Linked DNA regions of Homo sapiens: region 2 is linked to region 1. A link is an interaction called in ENCODE POLR2A ChIA-PET data of the cell type or tissue named here. Cell type or tissue: HepG2. All regions are shown on one strand. Each heading gives the region's core, and the rest is flanking DNA. Links, peaks and the distances in the headings are about the cores only.

The links. Peaks named below come from ENCODE experiments on the same cell type or tissue, not always from the same donor. Only the 100,000 strongest peaks of a DNase experiment are listed, where the experiment ranks them.
Region 2: POLR2A ChIA-PET joins it to region 1 with 8 read pairs; 5 of 35 experiments call an interaction of 5 or more read pairs at or near these places.

What each region holds. Positions count from the first base shown.
Region 1 is chr5:96,116,074-96,120,478 of GRCh38, reverse strand. The region is part of intron 1 of LOC101929710 (a long non-coding RNA gene); the gene reads right to left. It also overlaps a transcript of CAST not described here. Among named protein-coding and RNA genes, the nearest start is that of MIR583, 39 kb to the right of the region's middle. In HepG2, for the core only: no CTCF peak of the experiment used is centred there; a DNase peak (open chromatin) is centred at 2,278; H3K4me3 peaks cover 345 bases.
Region 2 is chr5:96,243,195-96,247,599 of GRCh38, reverse strand. All of the region lies in intron 1 of LOC101929710 (a long non-coding RNA gene), which reads right to left. It also overlaps a transcript of CAST not described here. Among named protein-coding and RNA genes, the nearest start is that of MIR583, 170 kb to the right of the region's middle. In HepG2, for the core only: no CTCF peak of the experiment used is centred there; a DNase peak (open chromatin) is centred at 2,019; H3K4me3 peaks cover 685 bases.

The sequences.
Region 1 (4,405 bases), core at 119-4,118:
AATATTGGTGAATCTCATGAAATTGACAGGGAATATAGAAAACCAGACTTGCAAACAGGATAGGAGCAAGGCCAGGGATTACTTACAGGGCAATATCTCTGGAATGCATGAGCTCCAACTGTTGCTTCCGGCTTTGCACCATTCCACTCAAGATTCAATTAACCAGGAAAATCCAACTTTCCAAGCTTAGGTCACATGCCCATTTCTTGGCTCATACCCAACAGTAGAAGGTGAGAATCAAGGGCTTCTCTAGCAGGAGCCCAAGGCAGTTTTATTCATTAGCCCCAGTTCCTCAGGACTGCCCTCAGTGGGAGAGAGATAACACCCCAAAAGGAAACCTGGATGCTAATAGGAAGGAAGACTGAATGCTAAGAAGCCTAGACTAGGAAGCTATTTATGTCCATTAGATACTATTTGCTATCTAGTGGATAAAGGCAGAATTATAAGTGAAAGATATCTCGGAATAAAACGTGTTTCACAAATTGACACATACTTTTCAGTAAAAAGATACTGGTGATGTCCAGCTGTCATTTTACCCTCTCTAGATAAAAACATAATCCTGGTTCTTACCAGACTGCCGTGGAGATTATTTTGCTGCTGAGCGGTCACACAAAGTTTTTGCTTGAAAGGCCTTAAATCTCTAGATATGCCATTTTGAAAAATATTTAATTTGCTTTTTAGGCGTACATAATACATAACACATATCTACTACACCTTCCTCTCAGAAGAATCAAAGGAAGTATATTTTAACTGGTTCATAGATGAATAACCTTGTGACATTCTGACTATAAACAGCTGAATAAAGGTTCAAATATGTCATCTTAAATCATTCTTTTCACTTTCTTTAGATAGTTTCTTTCCTTTGAACAGAAAATATATATGTGAAAACATAATAGTCACTCATTCTTTTAGTAACAGATTATGCAAACCCTCCAGCTTATATCTCCAGGGTACAAGCTGGTGATATGAGCCCCAGACCTTCCAAACAAGCAGCTGCTGCTCTGATCTAGTCAATTTTGCCACTTAGGAATGCACATCTAGAGATCCCAGGTCTTCCCATTTTTTAAAAGAAGCTGGGATTCCAGATTTTTTTAATGTGAAACCTCTAGATTTTAAATGCTGGAAACTTTGGGGTTTGGGTTGTTTTTGTTTTTACTTCTGTTTTAATTTTTGAACACCATGCTGAAAACTTTTAAAAATTTTTTTCAACTCTATATAGGTCAAATAAAACACCTAAGTGTGACCTCTCTGGTCTCCATTCCAAATACCTTCAAGGTGTGATCAGACCTCAATAGAGATCCCTTGACTTCTTTTGTCTATTTCCAATAATAACAACACAATCCTTTTTTCCCCTCATGGGAACCAGATTAAGTCTATGGCAAAGACATGTGATTCTCTGATAATTCCCATTATAGTCCAACTGCAAGCACAAAATGATGCATGCATTTAGAGCAATTTAAAAACGACATTTTCCAATGAAGATACGGAAGTACCCTGGCTTGCTGCTCTCTGTATAATGTCCAGTACCACAAAGGGAGTGTGGTGAAACTAGTTAGGGTGAGACTGCCCTGCTGATTGGAGTAGCCCATGAGAAACACATGAACTTAGCTAAAAGAGTCACTTAAGCAATGAAGTAACTGACGCTAAGAAAAAAAAAAAAAGTATGCTGAAACAGTACCTCAGGGGAAAAAGCCACAATTAGAAAGAAGGCTCTTGTTAATTTCCCCAGCCCCAACCTTCTTCCTCAGCCCACCTTCCTAGTTCTTTTAGATGGATTGGCTTCTTTAAGTCAACTGAGCACCATGAACACCAGTCCACGAACACAATGGACCAAAAAAAAAAAAAAAAGCAAATTTCCAAATGCAGTTGAGAAGAAATTTTTATGGAATGTGCTCAGAGAATTGGTTAGTCAGTAGACATTTATGTAAATATTTTTAAGGTATTTATAAGTGACCTAATCCAGACAACAAGGCTTCCTTTTGCATTTTTTGCTCAGCACAGTGGAAGCTTTATTCACAAACTCTACGTGAAAGAAACATATTTTTCCATCCCATGGCTAAGTATCTGTAGAATCATTTCCTTTCTACAATGCAAACTTGGCCCATGGCTTATCCACTTACTCAGGTGAATGGCAAACCACAATTGGGAGAGGGAACAATGGGGCACTGCCCTGAGAAAGTGCTTTTTGCCTACTCAAAGCATTCACAAACATTAACCAATTAACTGGTAGGTGAAGTTGGCCTTAAAAAAAAAAAGAGAGAGAAAACTACAGCTGAAGAGATTTCAAAGCTTTCTCTACAAAGGGATTCAGTGTCTAAGTCTGAATTGGAACTTGGACCTTCCAAACATTAGCAGTTCAGAGATTCAACTCATGTAAACATTTGAAAGGTCAGCTGTTCATCAAATACTTTTCCAACTACAGCAAACGTATCCTTATTAAGTTTCTTTTGCAAAAGTTCCAAGGTGCTGAACACTCATCCATTGCCACCAATAATTAACAATTCCAAACAACCTAAAGACAGAGAACTTTTTGTAGGCATTTTGAAATTTCAGACTATCTTAGAAACAGGGGATGTGGAAGTGGTAACGGGCAAAAGGCATGCTAGGAAAAAGAACATCAGGCTGAATTTTTTTCCCAAGATTGGTTCTTCCCTTTTTCAAACAGATTTGCAGAAATAAGAAAATAGTTTGTCCTTTTCAAATAAAGAGTTGGTGCTTCCTGGAAATGGGCAGAGAAGTAAAAACTAAGCAAAACAATATCGTTTGGTCTAATATTTAAGACTTAACAAAACTTGGAGGCATAAATGGGCACTACAGTCATTCCTTATTCTATCCAGTTAACTTTGCTTCAAACATATCTGCCCAGAGTTTAATGACTTTAAAAAATTACCTGAAGTTCATATCTACCATAAGTTATTTCCCACACGTTCTTTCTGCACATCTGACACGCGGAAAAAATCACAAGCCTAATTTAAACAATACCATTTATTGTCGAACTTGAGAACTGAACAGCTACCAGCTTTAAAAGGTTTCCCTGAGTCTCACACACACACACTATTTTATACTAGTTTCTACACGGACATGGTTAACGTGACAGGGTTATGTGATGAGCTATGTGGTACATCACCAAGAAGAGAGGACTCTTGTGAAAGCAGGGTTTAAATCTCTATGTCGGATTCAAAATTAATTTGAAATAAATGGTAGACCTAAATATAAGAAACTATTAAACTTCTAGAATAAAATCTCTGTGACATTGGGTTAGGCAAAAATTTCTTAAGCAAGACACAATTAGCACAATAAAGAAAAAAAAATAGGTAAAATGAAGTTAATCAAAATTTAACATTTTTGCTCTCTAAAGACACAAGTAAGGAAATGAAGCCATTGGAAAGCAGCAGCCAGGGCTGCTCACCTCCAAGGCGGAGATCCTTAACAAAGGCTTCAGGGTGACCAAGACATGAGCAAGCCAGGGTACAGCCACTACTGCCACCCCGCCAAGCATACAAAGTTCAAGTTGCCATGTGGAAAGTAGTCAAGAAGGAATGAGCCTTCTATGCATAATAAAACCCCATAATTTAAAAATAAAATAAAAATGCAAGCCACAAACTCTGAGAAAATATTTGCAAACCATATATTTGACAAAGAGCTTGAATCCAGAATACTTTTAAAAATACATACAACTCAGTAGAAAGAAGATACACTACCCAATTTTTTAAAAAAGTAAGCTAAAGATTTGCACAATGGCATGCAAATGAACAATATGCAAATGATGATATGCAAATAAACAATAAGCCTAAGAAAGATGCTCAATGTCATTACTCATCAAGAAAATGTACATTAAAACTACAACAAGAACGACCAGTAAACATCTACTAGAATAGCTAAAGTTAAAAAGACTGACAATATCATATGTTGCCAAGGATAAGAACAACCAGACTCTAATATATTGCTGGGGAGTACAACACAGTATAGCCACTCTGGGAAACAGTATGGCAGACCCAGCAAACCCACTTCTAGGTATTTACCCAAGAGAAATGAAAACATATTTCCACACAAAGAATTTTACATGAATACTCATAGCAGCATTATTGATAATTGCCAAATACTGGAAATAACCCAGATGTCCATCAACTGGTGAGTGGGTAAACAAATCAGAGTATATCTATGACATGAAATACTACTTATCAATAAGAAAGAAAAAACTACTGATCAAAACAATAATACAGATGGATCTCAAAAGCTTTATATTAAGCAAAACAATCCAGACTAAGAAGACTATCATATTGTATGATTCCATGTATATGACAATCTGGAAAAGGTAAAACTAGAGTGACAGAAAGCAAATCAATGGTTACCTGGAGCCAGAGGTCAGGAGAACGGATAAAATGCAAAGGGGCACAAAGGCTAC
Region 2 (4,405 bases), core at 306-4,305, 130 kb before region 1:
AAAAAGTCAGTGTTCTGACTTGCACTTGCTCCCCATTCCAGCTGGGCAGTGCTTCTTTTCTCTCCAGTTTGAACATGTTACACGTCAATCTGCTGACACTCATGCACAAAAGCTCACTCCAAGTTTGGTGCTACGCACATGAACTCTGGAGTTACTCAGAACTAACTGCTCCAACCACTTAGAGTCCTGTGAAACACAGCCATGCACCAGTAAGCAAGGCAAGCAAGTAAACAAAGCCTTCTAGGCAGCCAGAATACACATCATGACATGCATAACCCAAAGTTGGAACCCTCACTCCCAGGAGACTGCCAGACTTCTGCCCAGAATCCAACTCACTCCAATTAAGACCTCATTCTATGTGGTTTGGCTATTTAGTACCACCGCCTGCAAAGATTAGAAACAGAAAAATAAAGGAATGTGTGTTGCCCAGTCAGACATAGTGACAGTGCTACGGGACAGCTGGCCCTTAAGAAAGAGACAGAGCTTATGGCACCACACAGGCAAACCAAAACCAGTCAAACCCCAAATAAAATTCATAGAAATAAATGATCTATATACTTAATGACTTTCTTGATATATTGTAGAATACAGTAAAATAAACCATATTTGTAATCAGACTTCCAAACCATGAAGAAAAATACAAATGTTTAATGCTTGCTATGAAAAGAAGTGGAGTTTTAACACTCATTTAAAAAGTTTTGATCCTTCCATAGGTTAATTCCCGTTTTCTAGAACCTCTATTAATTACTAAAATTATTATACTTCAATATTTACCTTTAAGGTACATGGTCACTTATCTAGCTACCTAATAGTTGGCCAGATCGAAGCCAAGCCAGGAAATGTGAAAGTGGGTGAAATATGTCAAATTCAAATTACTGGGGAGTGAAGCTGGCAATTTGAGGGGAGGAAAGGAGACTTAAAAAGGTAGATGTACTGAGAAACTTGCTTCCAATTACTCTCTTACTCTTCAAGAACACATTGGTACCAGTTCTTGTACCCTGCAAGCTAGCAACTGTGCCAGTGGAGTGAGAAAGGTGGGCTATTTCTTCTTCATAAAGGACTTAGAATGCTCGTTCACAATTCTAGCTGATCCTCAGAGCTGCTTGTTAAGAAAACAGGTTTCCGCTTTGGCTCACGCCTGTAATCCCAGCACTCTGGGAGCTGAGGCGGGCAGATCACAAGGTCAGGAAATCGAGACCATCCTGGGTAACACAGTGAAACCCCGTCTCTACTGAAAATACAAAAAGAAATTAGCCGGGCATGGTGGCGGGTGCCTGTAGTCCCAGCTACTCGGGAGGCTGAGGCAGGAGAATGGCCTGAACCCCGGAGGCGGAGCTTGCAGTGAGCCGAGATCGTGCCACTGCACTCCAGCCTGGGCGACAGAGCAAGACTCCGTCTCAAAAAAAAAAAAAGGAAGACAGACAGGTTTCCAGGATCCACCCTTGGATATGCTAGTTTGGAAGGTTTGGTTGGGATGCTGGAGTCTGTGTTTTTTAAATCTCTGCCAAGTTTGGAACCTCTGACCAGGGATGCTATGGTTTTGAGAGGTTCTCTGAGTGCCTGGGCTTCTCAGTTCAACTACCTCTACCTTCAGGATTTACAATCACCTGCCTCCTCAATCCAAATGGTAGTTGGTGCTGCTTCTGGGATACACTTAGATTCAGCCGGGTCCTGCGCTGTGAACACACAGAGTTCATTCTCCCATATAAGACCAGTCAGCCTCATAGCTAGCACCCTAAGAAGTTCAAAGACATTAAGACAGAACAAGAAACAATAACATTTGCCGTAAGTCCCCCCAGCTGCATGGATTTTCCAAATACAATCTCACATAGACCAAGTCTTTAAACTAAAACTAATCATCAGTAATGGATTTGAATATGCAGAACCTTCCTGCATGTGTAGAACCAAAGCCTAGTTATGCTTCTTTGGTATTTCAGCCTGCCAGTGTCTACTCACTATTTGTTTTTTTTTTTTTTTTCCATTACACAGAGAGCAAACACTGATAGCCCTGAACACACAGAAAATTTCTTCTGTGTAAACTAAGTAAACTCTGTTGTCAGTGGGGCAAATTGTTAACCTCTTCCCTTCTATTGCTTAACAGGGAGAGTATATAGTGTGAAACTAAGGGAAGGAAAAAGATAAAAATTTACAGTTTTCTGTACACTCCTATGAGATCCCTGTTATGAGTGTTAGAACAGTTAAAGATAAAGTGGTTGCCAGCTTTGACTATAGATGCTCTAAAAGTTTCCACACAACCATTACTTTCTAGCTCCTTGGAGGCTAGTATTGTGGTTATTTATCTCTGGCTCTGCACAAGTGTGTCTAAAACCTTACTGCCAGTATTGATATATTCGGGACTCTATCCAGTTTTTCTTCAGCAAAGAAAAAACTTTTACACTTTTGCTGCATAGCATAAACCTAAAATTTAATGAACTAAAATTCTCTAGAATTTAGAAAGTTTTCTAAATATGTCATAGTATGAATGTATGTGATTTGAGTAGGATGGACTGGGGTTAAGGGAACAAAAAGGAAGGAAGATTTTTTGTAGTCTGTTTAAATAAATTGTGAGTGGATTACCTCTACTAAAAAGAGGAATAGTTATAATTGCTTTTGATAGACATATTTTAGATTTAATCTAAATAATCTACAAAAGTTCTTTGCTCCGCATGCCATTTTGCCACCTCACTCTAAAACATATCCCCTAAGGCTATATTTACCCACACTCATGAATATCTTAATTACCCACAAAGTCACTCAATAAATATTTAATGAAATAATGAATAGACGCCACTTAAAAATTTTCACACCACTTAAAAATTAACATCCCAAGTTTAGAAACAAAAAGAATTTTACAATTTAAGAAAATGAAAATGTGTTATAGTAGAAAAAGTGCAGGCTTTGTAGTGAGCAGAACTGGGCTGGAATTCTAGTTAGCTGATAACTAATGAACAAGCCTCAACCATTCAGCTTTCCCGTGTATAAAATGGGGTAAATATTATTTACAGACTTGCTATAAAGATCAGAAATAATATCTGTGAATCTCCAAATAATGTCCGGTATCTATAATTTTGGTGGTGATGATGAGTTTTCTTAAAGAATTAATGCTACTGTGAAACAGCTATTTATTTCCATAATTTTTCATTTTCCAACTTTTTCTGTGTCGGATAATTCTACTATGGTTTTATTATTTTGCTTACCATATTTCCCAGAACAATACAACACTATATTTAGAAGGAATAAGAAATCATAATTCAAAGCAAAATACAAATAATTTAAAGTCTTGTGGAATATTACTTAATTGCAATGTTTGGAGCTTTCCTGAAATCTTCTCTTTATTTATCAAAATTATTGGATCTCAATAAATAGAAAGTCATTTTATTTATTGAGTGAATTTATTGGAAAGATACAAGGAAGCTCATAGAACTGGAAAAAATGCTTTATGATCAGACTTTGGGAAGAACAGAAACTACACTGCCCTGGGGATCAAGGTAGAGGAACTAAGGGAGTGCCTTAGGGCAGTGTGGTCAGAATATTCCAACTCTAGCCACTTTCTAACCTTAACGTCACTCTGCTTAAGAATAATAAGAGTGCACTCATGTACTGCTTACCCTATGCAGTAATGCTTCTAAATACTTTGCATGTTATTAACACACTTAATCCATACAATAGTTTTATGAGGTAGGTAATTCTCAGGAAAAGAACACTCTCATAGGTATGGCTTGAGTCAAGTGCTCATGCATTTGGGAAGGGGTACCTCATGTGATACTGCCATTAAGATAAGATGGAATAGGGAGAGGTCGGGGTAGTTTTACCCAAAGTAGGGTTAAATGAATCTGGGCAGAAAAAATCCGCAGATGTCCACAGACAAAATCCACTACATTTGATAAAACCCACATGCCTGACTCTGAGGGATGCATATCTCTATTTCTGGCGAGCAAAATATTTTTTATTGGTGGCATTCACTGACCAGCATTTAGAAAGTTCAGAAATAAAAAGCCTCTTCTCCAGAAACTGCATCTATATTTTTTCTCTTACTATATGTGGATAGAGATATAGCAGTACTTAAAGTAAATATGTGACTGCATATTGGTGCCATTACTAATAAAAGGAAAAATCATGTGTATTTAACCAAAAAAAATTTTAAAAATGTAAATTCAGTCAAGCTTAACTTTTCTGACTCCACAAAGTCTAGGAACCACAGAGGAAGAAAATTCTTCTTCCATTACCCTAGGATTAGTGAGCAAAACGTTCTTCAGTCTCTTGTAACAGCTTGGTAAAAAAAAAAAAAAATTCTCTATTGATTTGCTTAAATAAATAAAACTTCCATTGCCAGAGAGAAAAAAGGCATTTAGTTATGCTGAGTACTTCTATTTTTAAAAAATAATCCCAATGTTTGACCTGTAAA